2 separate regions of the Homo sapiens genome follow, and region 2 is linked to region 1. A link is a contact called in ENCODE Hi-C or POLR2A ChIA-PET data. All regions are on one chromosome and are shown on one strand. The core of a region is the stretch at or near the end of the contact, and the rest is flanking DNA. Distances in the headings are between cores, read along the strand shown. Region 1 holds the start of RHBDL2 (rhomboid like 2). Region 2 holds the start of MYCBP (MYC binding protein).

Region 1 (7,129 bases), core at 3,298-5,797:
AATCCCAGCACTTTGGGAGGCCAAGGCAGGTGGATCACCTGAGGTCAGGAGTTCGAGACCAGCCTGGCCAACATAGTGAAACCTCATCTCTACTAAAAATACAAAAATTAGCCAGGCGTGGTGGTGGGTGCCTGTAATCCCAGTTACTCGGGAGGCTGAGGCAGGAGAATCACTTGAACCTGGGAGGTGGAGGTTACGGTGAGCCGAGATTGGGCCACTGAACCCCAGCCTGGGCTACAGAGTGAGACTCCGTCTCACAGAAAAAAAAAAAAAAAAAGAAAAGAAATGTGAACTTGTCAATATCTCAGAACTGATACAATTTGTGGATACTGATTCACATTAATGAAATTTACATGAACCTCGTGTACAAATTCTAAATGAAAATTTATTTATTTTTATTATTTATTTTTGAGATGGAGTTTCGCTCTCGTTGCCCAGGCTGGAGTGCAATGGTGTGATCTCAGCTAACCAAAACCTCTGCCTCCTGGGTTCAAGCAATTCTCCTACCTCAGCCTCCCAAGTAGCTGGGACTACAGGTGTGTGCCACCAAGCCTGGCTAACTTTTTTTGTATTTTTAGTAGAGATGGAATTTCGCCATGTTGCCCAGGCTGGTCTCGAACTCTTGAGCTCAGGCAATCCGCCCGCCTTGGCCTCCCAAATTGCTGGAATTATAGGTGTGAGCCACCGCGCCCAGCTGACCTGATATATTTTCATCTGCAGAATAAGATAACCTTTTCTTGCTTTCTTCTTTCACTCTCCCATCACTCTGTGTGGCCACCTCCCTCAGAGCCTGGAGAAACTTGGTCCCAGACCATTGTTCTTTGGGCTTATTCATTTATCCTGAAAATAATTGACTCCAACAACCAGCCCTCCATCCATCTTTTCCCCAGTGAAGAGAATATTTAAACCTCAACCCTCTGGCCCTCCTTTGAGTTAATATCTTGTATGACTCCCTTGCACAGGTGTGCAGTAATGAATCTGTTATGCTTTTCTCTGTGACCCTTTATAATGGGGAGGGAAGAGCTCACCCATTCTGCCCATACAGCATTCCCTCAAGTCTTGTCTTAGGTCCTCTTCTTTCTCTCTAATTTCTCTCCCTGAGTGACCTCACCCACTCCCATGGCTTGAGTTGTCATTTCTGTGCAACTCCTAAATCTCTTTTTTCCAACTGTTTGCTGACTCCTCCCCCAACCCCCCCATCCATTCTCTGCCTTGTTCTGTGCCTTGGGGCACCTTGGCCTCTGGCTTCTGGTTGAGTTTAGCTAATGAGAGGAATCAGGAATAGGAAGCTGGAGACTAAAGTAATTGGGATATTCCTTCCTCTGTTTCCATTCTGCTCCAGTGGGGGCTGCCTTCTCCACAACTGTGGCTCTGCCAGGGGCCCTTATCCACAGCTCCAGCTCCCGCTGGATTCAGTGAATGTTACATCTTCTCCTTGTCCCTTCAGGCCTAAGGCTTCCCACTGTCATTCATCCCTGGATATTCAACATCTCTTAATGACTTCCTTTACCCTTCCCAGATCTTCAAATCTAGCTGAAGATGCCTTCTCCTTCCTGCTGGTACCCTGACTGATACATAACTCCTGTCTATCCCTGGAGCAACTACTCCTTGAACATCTCCGCAGGTGCCTCTGACTCAACAGGTCCAGAACAGAATTCATTTCCCCCCAAATTGCTTTTCTTCCTGATCCTGAAATTTTTTTTTTTTTTTTGAGACGGAGTCTTGCTCTGATGCCCAGGCTGTAATGTAGTGGTGCCATCTCAGCTCAATGCAACCTCCGCCTTCCAGGTTCAAGCAATTCTAGTGCCTCAGCCCCCCGAGTAGTTGGGACTACAGGCATGTGCCAACATGCCTGGCTAAATTTTTGTATTTTTAGTAAAGACGGGGTTTCACCGTGTTAGCCAGGATGGTCTTGATCTCCTGACATTGTGATCCTCCCGCCTTGGCCTCCCAAAGTGCTGGGATTACAGACGTGAGCCACCTCACCCAACTCTTTTTCTTTTGAGACAGAGTCTCGCTCTGTCATCCACGCTAGTCTGCAGTGATGTGATCTCTGCTCACTGCAACCTCCGCCTCCTGGGTTCAAGTGATTCTCCTGTCTCAGCCTCCTGAGTAGCTGGGATTACAAGCATTCGCCACCATGCCCAGCTAATTTTTGTATTTTTAGTAGAGACAGGGTTTCACCATGTTGGCCAGGCTTGTCTCAAACTCCTGACCTCAAGTGATCCACCCATCTCGGCCTCCCAAAGTATTGGGATTACAGGCGTGAGCCACCGCGCCTGGCCATTCTTCCTGATTTCTCAATCTTGTTTGTGGTCACCACTATCAACCTAGTTAGTTATTCCAGCTGGAAATCTTCGAGTCATCCTAGATTCCTCCCTTACTCTTTAAGTCCCATCAATGGTACTCCCTTAGCATCTCTTGAATCTCTTTCTCTCACTCCCACCCCCACTCCCTAGCCAATGCCTTGATAAGGCCTACATTATCACTTGCCCTGACTCATGCAACCCTGACTGGTTTTCTTGCCTCTAGTCTTGCCTCCTTCAAACCCTTCTTTACACTGCAGGTCTCAGTGAATTTTTTTTTTTTTAAGACAGGGTCTCACTCTGTCATCCAGGCTAGAGTGCTGTGGTGTGATCATAGCTCATTGCAGCCTCAACCTCTTGGGCTCAAGCTGTCCTCTCACTTCGGCCTCTGGAGTATAGCTGGGACTACATGTGCACACTACCATTGCCCGGATAATTAAAAAAAATTTGTTTTGTAGAGACAGGTGCCACTATGTTGCTCAGGCTGGTCTCGAACTCCTGGGCCTAAGCAATCCTCCAGCCTTGACCTCCCAAATTGCTGGGATTACAGGTGTGAGCCACCACACCTGGCTCCAGTGATCTATTTTAAATGCAGTCTGATAGTTTGTGTCCCTTGTTTAAGGCCTATCTGTGAGCTAGCAGGGTGTGGTGTACCACCTGTAATCCCAGCGCTCTGGGAAGTCAAGGCGGGAGGATCTCTTGAGGCCAGGAGTTCGTGATCACCCTGGGCAACAGAGTGAAATTCCATCTCTACAAAAAATTTAAAAACTGGCTGACCATGGTGGTGGGTGCCTGTAGTCCCAGCTACACAGGCAGCTGAAGTGGGAGGATCACTTGAGTCCAGGAGTTCAAGGCTGCTTCAAGCTATGAGTGCACCACTGCACTCTAGCCTGGGTAACTGAGAGAGATCCTATTTTTTCTTTTTTCTTTTTTTTTGAGATGGAGTCTCACTCTGTTGCCCAGGCTAGAGTGCAGTGGCGCAATCTCGGCTCACTGCAACCTCTGCCTCCCAGAGAGACCCTGTATTGCAACAAACAAACGAACAAACAAACAAACAATCTTTCTATGACTCCCCAGAACCTATAGGACACAGTCCAAACTGTTTACCAAGGCACACAAGGCCCTTCATGATCTGACACTCCCTGCTCACAATTCTGAACTTTGAGTAGTTCCTGCTGAATTCCGTCCCTTCCCATGGCCTTTTCTGTCAGCCTGTGCTCCCCTTCTGTGTGCTCCCCGCTTACAATTCTGGAAAACCCCTGTTCACCTTTCAAAACCCATCTTGTATGTCATGTCATCTAGGAGCTTTTCCAGAACACTTCCACACAGGGGGATTCCTCTCTGGTCCCTTCTGCCTGAATTTTTTTTTTTTTTTTTTTTTGAGACCGAGTTTCGCTGTTGTTGCCCAGGCTGGAGTGCAATGGCGTGATCTTGGCTCACTGCAACCTCCGCCTCCCGGGTTCAAGCGATTCTCCTGCCTCAGCCTCCCGAGTGGCTGGGATTACAGGCATGCACCACCATGCCCAGCTAATTTTGTATTTTTAGTAGAGATGAGGTTTCTCCATGTTGATCAGGCTGGTCTCGAACTCCCGACTTCAGGTGATCCACCCACCTCAACCTCCCAAAGTGCTGGGATTACAGGCGTGAGACACCATGCCTGGCCACCTTCTGCCTGAATCTTGAGCAGCGTCTACTTAGAGCTTCATTCTTTGTCTTCCTAGTAGAGTAGGAGGTCAGGGACCCCGTTAATCTACCTCTTCATCCTCAGGGCCTCACACAAGGCCAGTTATTCTCAAAATGCTTTGAATGAATAATCAGAGCTGGCAAAGCTATTTCACCAGGGGCCATGGTGTCACCAATTCTTCTGTGGACTAAATCTCTGCTGAGGATCGTCAAGTCACCCACCCTGGTGCCCAGTACAGGCCTGGCTTCAGACTGGAGCATAACCAAATGCAGAGTGATAGAGACCACCCGGTTGAGGCGTCAGAGAGCTGAGAGTGGAGAGCAGGGGACCCAGGCATGAAGCAGGAGGGCAGGACTTGGAGGAGGAATGGAGCTCAGTGTCCTGGAGAAAGAGCAGAGGCTGCCACCGGCTCCCTGGCTAAGACCCAAGCAGGCGAAGAGGAGGACTCATTCATCCAGGGCCAGCCCAGGAGCAAGACTGCCAAGCAGGCCGGCCCAGCCCAGCTGGGAGGGGATTTCCTCAGCCTCCCTCCTCCTGGGCTGGGCAGCTTTGGAACCTGTCTGGAGGATTTTTGTTTGGGGAGGGACGGAGGAGCGCCTGGCAGAGCGGGATCTTCAGGGCAGCGGGCAACCCCTTGGCCCAGGAAGCCTGGAACGCAAGGACCGGAGGGCGTGGGCTGGGACGCCCCTACCTTGGTCTTTCAGGGTAAGATGTGGGAGCTGGGAGGGAGTGGAGGGAGTCCTATGTCAGGACAAGGGGGCGGCAGCAGGAAGTGCAGGGCCGAGGGGTGCTGTGCAGGAAGGAGGAGGGACATGTGGGGTGCTTCGCTGGTAACCCCCCTTCTGGAGTGACCTCCTGGTGTGGCCGCTTTGGATCCTGCTACTTTCATTTTAAAAGTTGGCAGCATGTTGGGCCAGGAGTCAGGGGCTATCTTCCCGAGGGAAATGGCAGGGAAGGGCTGAGGATGAGGACAGAGTAATTCCATTCCTCTTCCCTGCCCTTCACACTGGCTTTCCCTCCAGCCATCACGTTCTCCCCAGCACCCCCTACCCTCCTAAGTTTTTCTAACTCCAACTAAGCCAGTTCCTAGCCCTTTGCTGACCTGGACACTGGAGACCACAGCCAGGGAGACAGTCTCCACTTCTACCCGCAAGGCGGCTCCTCCAGAGTTATTTGTTTCCTTCTTCCTGGTGTGGGTATCAGAGAGATTTCACTCAATCTTTCATTTATTCATTAGTGTTCATTTGTTTATTCATCACTGTTTGAGCATATACCTGGATTCTCTGGAGGGAGGGCTGCGCAATTTCTGCTCCTCTTGGGAATAAGAAAACTGAAACTTATTGCTCAAACATTTGATGGTCATCTACAAGCTGGTGGGCAGCATGGCAGAGCAGAAAATTATTTTGGAGTCACAAAGACACTTGGCTTTTTATCCCATATCTCCTGTTTACCTCCTGAGCCTCAGTTTCCTCAGCTATAATTTTTTTTTAAAGAGACAGGGTCTTGCTACCTTGCCCAGGCTGCAGTGCAGTGGCTGATCATAGCTTACTACAACTTCAAACTCCTGTGCTCAAGCAGTCTTCTTGCCTCAGCTTCCTGAGTTAACTGAGGCACGGCGGCCAGCTCAAAATGATATTTTTATGAAGATGACAGGGAACAATGCATGTTGAATACCAAGCTGGGTGCCAGGCTCATTGTGGAGCCTTCCTAAACACCTGTGCTTTTCCCTTCCTCTTTGACTGCCTTCTTGCCATGCCTCTCCCTAACCAGCAACTCCCTCACCTTAGGCTTGTAAAGATATGCTAGACAACCCCTGGCCTTGAAAGCACGTAGGCAGCGTGTAAACAGAACTGGCCAGTGACGGGTGGAGTGGTGAAGGGAGAGGGAAGGTTGGGTTCCATGGCTCGCTCCCAGTGATTTGGGAGGCCGAGGCGGGAGGATTCCTTGAGTCCAGGAGTTCGAGACCAGCCTGGGCAATAAAGTGAGGCCTTGTCTTTAAAAAATAAAATAAAAAAGAAGGGAGAGCCACATAGGCATGGGATTAGGGAAGGTGTCAGGTGCTGGTTTGTGGTAAAAATACTGGACCAGGGCTGAGTCCAGACATGCTGTGTTTCTGAATTTGCACACTCAACACTGAGCAAGTGATGGGAACCACCAATTCCTAAACTATGGATGCAGGCTAAGGGCTTTTAAATGCATTCTCTTATTTAATCATAATCCTCTTATGATATTATTATTAACCCTATTTTATAGATGGGGAAATGAAGATACAAACAGGTTAAGGGATTTGCCTAAGGTCACATGGCTAATAAGTAATGGATCCAGAATTCAAGTCTAGGTCAGACTCTAAACTCCATGCTTTTTGCTCTGGTGCTTGCTGTCTTTCAAGTTTCTCTGTATTAGAAAGACCAGGCTGGGGGCGGTGACTCATGCCTGTAGTCCCAACATTTTGGGAGGCTGAGGTAGGAGGATTGCTTGAAGCCAGGAGTTCAAAGCCAGCCTGGGCAACAAGCGAGACCCTGTCTCAAAAAAAAAAGAAGTCCTGGCACGGTGGCTCACGCCAGCCGTAGTAATCCCAGCACTTTAGGAGGCCAAGGTGGGAGAATTGCTTGAGTCCAGGACTTTGAGACTGGCCTGGGCAACACAGTGAGACCTCTTCTCTACAAAAAATAAAACAAAATTAGCCTGGTGTGGTGGTGTGCACCTGTAGTCTCAGCTACTTGGTTTTTTTTTTGAGGTGGAGCCTCACTCTGTGGCCCAGGCTGGAGTGCAGTGGCGGCATCCCCATCTCAGTTGATTCTCTCACCTCAGCCTCCTGAATAGCTGGGACTATAGGTGCACACCATCATGCCCAGCTAACTTTTGTTGTTGTTGTTGTTGTATTTTTGGTAGAGACAAGGTTTCATCATGTTGCCCAGGATGGTCTTGAACTCCTGGACTCGAGTGATCCACCTGCCTTGGCCTCCCAAAGTGTGGGGATTACAGGCATGAGCCACCATGCCTGGCCCATCTCAGCTACTTTGTAGGCTGAGATGGGAGGATCATTTGAGCCTGAGACGCCAAGGCTGCCGTGAGCTGAGATCAGGCCGCTGCACTCCAGCCTGGGTGACAGAGCAAGACTGTCTCTCAAGGAAAAGAA
Region 2 (6,192 bases), core at 1-2,500, 68 kb after region 1:
CGAACAATCTCATTGGTAGGCGGGTTCCCACAGATCTTCAGATCTAAACAGCGGTTGGCTTTTAGACATTATATATATTATCAGAGAAGTAGCCTAGTGGTCGTGGGGCACAGAAAAAATAGATAGGGGCAGCTCTAAAGACCAGCTGTTAAGACAGACAACTGCAAACTCATTTAAGCAAGAGAAAAACAGCTCTAATTCGAGATTGTGAAGCAACACTTCTAAATTCAAAGACATAGAGTTGTCAAATCAGGATTTTTTTTTTTTTAAATGATATCCTTTCGAATGTAACTGATTTTGGGAAAATCACATGTTCAGAATTGAGGCTAAATGGTTTGATCAGGTTTTCTCTTTGAAGAGACCACAGCCTTAGGAAATGGTTCTTGATCTATACAATTCCACCTTGGACACTGGGTTAATTCTGTTTGCCCCTGGAACACAATCACGTAAGTTTCCTTCTAGACTGGCATCCTGATGTGTCTTGAGTATAATCACATGTTGCTACCTAGTAAATAAAATCTTAAGAAGATCCGTGGCTTTCCTTCACCAGTTCATAGCATCGTGATTCATTGCCCGGATTGGACTCGACTCTACTCACTGGACATCTAACCACTCCACTTAATTAACAATACCCACCCTACAGGGGTGTTGTAAGGATTAAAATTTAAAATACCCGTGTTTTCTACAGTGCCTGGCTCAAAAGCTACTGCAAGCTCGTTACTGCTCATCCTCCAGAGGCCCACATCAAGTCAGCCACGACTCAAGGAGACTCCAAAGATAAAAGCTGAAGCCAAAATATATGATTCTAAACACCCTCCTCGGCTACTGCAAAGCACTGTGAGCACTTTCTCAGGACGAGAGCCAAGAAGCCCAGCACCTATGGGTCACCACAGTTTCCGAGGTCCCAGATGAAAAAGATGCGCTCGCTACCACCGTGCGGCGGTCCTTTCTCTCGCAATAGTCTCAATGCTCCCGGGCCCTGCCTCCGGACGCCAGGACAGAGGTACCAAAATCTCACCTCCTGCAAAGAAACCTAATTGCTACGGGGGCCGGAAGAGGAAGAGGTGCGGCTCCGACAGCCAGAGGGGCGGGCATACGCAGCCTCCCTCGGCTCAGCCTGCTACTGGGGATGCAGAGCGTCCTGGTCGCCATGAAAACAGGCCACACCTCGGCGATCCCGGCCGGTGGTTTGCAAGTGCGCAGGCGCGCGCCCCCTTCCGCGCATGAGCAGTGCTGCTCCCAACCCGCCAGTCGCGGTCTCCGGCGCCAGCTACGCCGCTGCCGCTGTCACTATGGCCCATTACAAAGTGAGGGGGGCGCGGCGTGGCTGGGGGCATGCGGGCGGTAGCAAGCCGCTGGTCGGCTCTGGGTGGGAGTGGGGTCGCGCGCGCAGGTTTGGGCGGGAGGGCCCCGAGGTAGTGAGGCGGAGGCGGGGTTGCCGGACTCCCAGCGCCTTCTTCCTGCTCGGCTCCCGGGCTCTGGCCACTGACCCCCGGTGTCTCTTCAGGCCGCCGACTCGAAGCGTGAGCAGTTCCGGAGGTACTTGGAGAAGTCGGGGGTGCTGGACACGCTGACCAAGGGTGAGCCTGGGCTAGGAGAGGGTACCTCGTGCCCTCGTCGTGCTCCCCGGCGCTGCCCCGTTCCCCAGCGGGCCGTAGCGTGGGGAAGGAGGGGAAACAGATGGGGCCCGTCCGGGGTCCAGCGAGGTGGGCCTCGGGGTTCAGCAGGGACCTGGCTGCTGGACGCCGCCCGGGTGGGGTAGCCTAGCTCCGCTACCCTTCTCCGCACCGGGAGTGAAACTCTTGCAGCTGTTGCAAAGTCTCTTCAACTTCCGTTGCTTTGCCTCCAGCAGCCGCAGTGGACATGTTTGCCAAGGACCTTCAGATCCCAATTCCTCCCACCTTACGGTTTTTATGGAGTCCTCAGAATCTTGTTAAGAAAGTTTCCCTCCAACAAAGAGCAACTGGAAAAATGACCGAATTTCCAAGTGGGCTATGAAGTAGCTGAGTGAGCCTAATCCCCAAAGTAGGAGATTCATAGCGAATTTGGCTGTGGCTTTTCAGCCCCCATTCCTTAGTCTGTCTGTGTCAATTCTTATTTTGTGTATATTTCATAAAGTAGAATTACAGCTTAAAGAGCTCGAGGGCATATCAAGGTGGTTACATTGTTTTCACTTTTTAAAATGAAAGCTTACTGTTAACGCTGTATCTCTTCATTCGTGGCTTCAAGATCTAAGTTAAGTAGATGAGTAAAGTGTTGGAAACAGGAGGATTTCAAGGGGTAGGGTACAGTTTACTTTATTGGCTTAGCACTAATTTGAATGCCTGCTATGTGTCACTCAACTCACTGGGATATTCAAGGGTGTAGAATGGAATTGTTCGCAGGGATGAGGACTTGGGTCATATGAAACTAGGAAGTTTGGGAAGTGGGAAATAAATTGGTAACTGCCCTTTGGACAGAAGCAAAGTTTAGAGGAAAATTCTAGGAGCATAACTCCTGGGTCTTAGAAGAAAGAAGGCTAGTAATTTTGAATTGCTACCTATTTGGGGTTCAGATAATAGTTTACCTCTTTGCAAATAAACTTCAGCAAGTCTTAAGGGACTACTCTGTGAAAGTACTGTGCTATGTTGTCTCTGAAAGTGTCACAGATGCTTTGAATGTCATTCCGTCTAAAAACTCCTTACGTTCATTTCTTTCATTTAATAATTTTACTCAGGTGTCTGTTCTGCACACTGGAGATAAGCAGGGGAGGATAAAAGTCTCGGCTCTCATAAGCTTATATCCTAGTTGAGGGAGAGAAATACATAAATAAATATGTAGTGTCAGCTAGTGGTAAGTGGTACAGATAAAAATACAGCAAAGTTAGGGATAAAGAGTAACAGGTGAGGCCAGGCACGTGGCTCATGCCTGTAATCTCAGCACTTTGGGAGGCTGAGGTGGGTGGACTGCTAGAGGCCAGGAGCTCAAGACCAGCCTGGGCAACATGGCAAAACTCCCATCTCTTAAAAAAAAAAAAAAATTGCTGGGCATGGTGTGTGCCTGTAATCTAGCTACTGTGGAGGCTGAGGTGAGAGAATCACCTGAGCCCAGGAGGTCAAGGCTGCAGTGAGTTGTGATTGTGCCACTGGGCAACAGTGACACTCTGTCTCCAAAAAAAAAAAAAAAAAAAAGTGACAGGTGGGATGTGTGTGTCATTTTATATAGGGTGATGGGGGGAAGGCCTTTCTTAAGAAGTAATTTTTGACCAGAAACCTGAAAGAAACAGAGTTTCAGGAAGTCTAAGGAGGCCAGAGTGGTTGGATGGAGCAAGTGAAAGACTGAATGGTAAAAGGCAGAAAAATGACAGTTGTAGGCGGTAACTGACTACACAGAAGATGTTGCCCAGGCTGGAGTGCAGCGGCATGATCTCGGCTCACTGCAACCTCCACCTCCGGGTTCAAGCGATTGTGTTGCCTCAGCCTTCCAAGTAGCTGGGATTACAGGCATGTGCCACCATGCTTAGCTAATTTTTTGTATTTTTAGTAGAGAGGCGGTTTCACCACATGGGCCAGGCTGGTCTTGAACTCCTTACCTCAGGTGATCCGCTCACCTCAGCCCCGCAGAGTGCTGGGATTACAGGTGTGAGCCACCGCCCTCCACTAGAATTTAACCTCTCAATCTCCTTAGATTTCCAGGCTCCTAAATAACATCAGCCAACACAGTATTGATGTGATTTATTAAAAATTTGATTTTCAGCTCCAAACATAGGTGCTTTACACAATTCTATTTGTTTTTTTTTTTTTTTTTTTTTTTTTTTTTGAGACGGAGTCTCGCTCTGTCGCCCAGGCCGGACTGCGGACTGCAGTGGCGCAATCTCGGCTCACTGCAAGCTCCGCTTCCCGGGTTCACGCCATTCTCCTGCCTCAGCCTCCCGAGTAGCTGGGACTACAGGCGCCCGCCACCGCGCCCGGCTAATTTTTTGTATTTTTAGTAGAGACGGGGTTTCACCTTGTTAGCCAGGATGGTCTCGATCTCCTGACCTCATGATCCACCCGCCTCGGCCTCCCAAAGTGCTGGGATTACAGGCGTGAGCCACCGCGCCCGGCCTCTATTTGTTTTTACTTTTTATTTTTTTTGAGACAGAGTCTCACTCTGTCACCCAGGAATGCCTGGCCTCAAGTGATCCTTCTGCCTTAGCTTCCCCAAGTGTTGACGTTACAGGCGTGACCCACTGTGCCCAGCCTCACAAATTTAATTTACATATATATATTTTTTCGAGACAAGGTCTCTGTCGCCCAGACTGGAGTGCAGTGGTGCAGTCATGTCTCAGTGCAGTCTTAATCTCCCAGGTTCAAGCAATTCTCCCACCTCAGGCACCCAAGTAGCTGAGACTACAGGCACGCACCACCATGTCCGGCTGATTTTTAATTTTTTTTTTTTTTTTTTTTTGAGACGGAGTCTTGCTCTGTCACCCAGGCTGGAGTGCAGTGGTGCGATCTCTGCTCACTGCAAGCTCCGCCTCCCGGGTTCACACCATTCTCCTGCCTCAGCCTCCCAAGTAGCTGGGACTACAGGTGCCTGCCACCATGCCCGGCTAATTTTTTTTGTATTTTTAGTAGAGACGGGGTTTCACCATGTTAGCCAGGATGGTCTCAATCTCTTGACCTCATGATCTGCCTGCCTCGGCCTACCAAAGTGCTGGGATTATAGGCGTGAGCCATCATGCCTGGCCAATTTTTTTTTTTTTTTGTAGAGTTGGGGTGTTGCCCAGGTTGATCTCAAACTCCTGGGCTCAAGCAATCCTCCTGTCTTGGCCTCTCAAAGTGCTGGAATTTCAGGAATGAGCCACTTTGGCCTAAATTTTTACAGCTTATTTCCAAGATGATTTGAAATAGTTTATAACATTAAAACACTATGAAAGGATGGCTAAAGATGATAAATCATTTGGAAGCTGAAGCATTTTAGCTATTTTGAGCGCTATATCAACCTCTAAAAATCCTGGCTGCGAAGGCAAAAAGGGGAGCATGATTGGGTATAGAGTTCTTGTCTGATTACAAGGAAGTGCATTTCATCTATAGAACAGCACAGGAAACTTTGTATTTACAGTATCTTCTGCAACTATCAACCTTTCAAGTACCAGTGACAAATGAGAAGCTGAAAGAAATGGGGTGGGGGAATAAGAGGAGGAGAGAGTAGAGTATTAATATTCATGTCTTATAAAATGAGGATTTGGCCAGGTGTGGTGGCTCACACCTGTAATCCCAGAACTTTGGGAGGCTGAGGTGGGTGGATCACCTGAGGCTGGGAGTTCGAGACTAGCCTGACCAACACAGAGAAACCCCGTCTCTACTAAAAATACAAAATTAGCCGGGCATGGTGGCACATGCCTGTTATCCCAGCTACTAGAGAGGCTGAGGCAGGAGAATCGCTTGAACCTGGGAGGCGGGGGTTGTGGTGAGCCAAGATTATGCCATTGCACTCCAGCCTGGGCAACAAGAGCAAAACTCTATCTCAAAAAAAAAAACAAAAAAAAAAAACCAAATGAATTTCTCAAAAAATAGTGATTTTTTCATACTGTATATTATTTTGGTAAGTTATTAAAACTCTAAAAGAACAAAAGGGAAGTATGTAAGTTGGTTTACAACAGGACTTAACTTGGGGTCTAGATATCTATCACTGTTTTTTTGTTTGTTTGTTTTGTTTTTTTGTTTTTGAGACAGAGTCTTGCTCCATCGCCCAGGCTGGAGTGCAGTGGCACGATCTCGGCTCACTGCAAGCTCCGCCTCCTGGGTTGACGCCATTCTCCTGCCTCAGCCTCCTGAGTAGCTGGGACTACAGCCGCCCGCCACCACGCCTGGCTCATTTTTTGTATTTTTTAGTAGAGACGGGGTTTCACTGTGTTAGCCAGGATGGTCTTGATCTCCTGACTTCGTGATCTGCCCGCCTTGGCCTCCCAAAGTGCTGGGATTACAGGTGTGAGCCACTGCGCCCAGCCACATTTTTTTTGTGTGTGTTTACTTTTTTTGCTTTTATTAGATTTTTCAAAGGGTTCCATGCACAAAAAGGCCAACCACTGATTTAGAGTTTTTTATCTAAGTAGTAAATTCTAGGAGGAATTTGTTCCATAGATGAAGAGCAAGGCAGTGCTCATATGAGTGATTAGATATGAAACCACTCAAGTATATCTTATTTTAATGTTGATTTGAGCATGTT

Evidence for each region. A loop is a pair of places that touch in the nucleus more often than their neighbours do. ChIA-PET counts read pairs that join two places held with the same protein, here RNA polymerase II (POLR2A). Pooled maps may share reads with other maps.
Region 2: a loop to region 1 is called in a map of MCF 10A, with 8 times the contacts of the local background. The contact joins the promoter of MYCBP here to the promoter of RHBDL2 in region 1. A Hi-C loop is called at or near these places in 4 of 168 maps with a recorded cell type or tissue (HCT116, MCF 10A, PC-9 and 1 more) and 3 of 50 pooled maps. POLR2A ChIA-PET finds 5 or more read pairs at or near these places in 9 of 52 experiments (CD4-positive, alpha-beta T cell, MCF 10A, PC-9 and 5 more).

The regions. Positions count from the first base shown.
Region 1 is chr1:38,939,248-38,946,376 of GRCh38, reverse strand. RHBDL2 (rhomboid like 2) reads left to right here and starts at 4,547. Exons shown (of 8, transcript NM_017821.5): 1 at 4,547-4,695.
Region 2 is chr1:38,868,406-38,874,597 of GRCh38, reverse strand. It overlaps MYCBP (MYC binding protein), which reads left to right and starts at 1,250. Exons shown (of 5, transcript NM_012333.5): 1 at 1,250-1,307; 2 at 1,508-1,580. The coding sequence starts at 1,293. It overlaps GJA9 (gap junction protein alpha 9), which reads left to right. Exons shown (of 2, transcript NM_030772.5): 2 at 1-529. The coding sequence ends at 47. The region is part of intron 1 of RRAGC-DT (RRAGC divergent transcript); the gene reads right to left. All of the region lies in intron 1 of GJA9-MYCBP (GJA9-MYCBP readthrough), which reads left to right. RefSeq lists an enhancer at 1,694-2,216.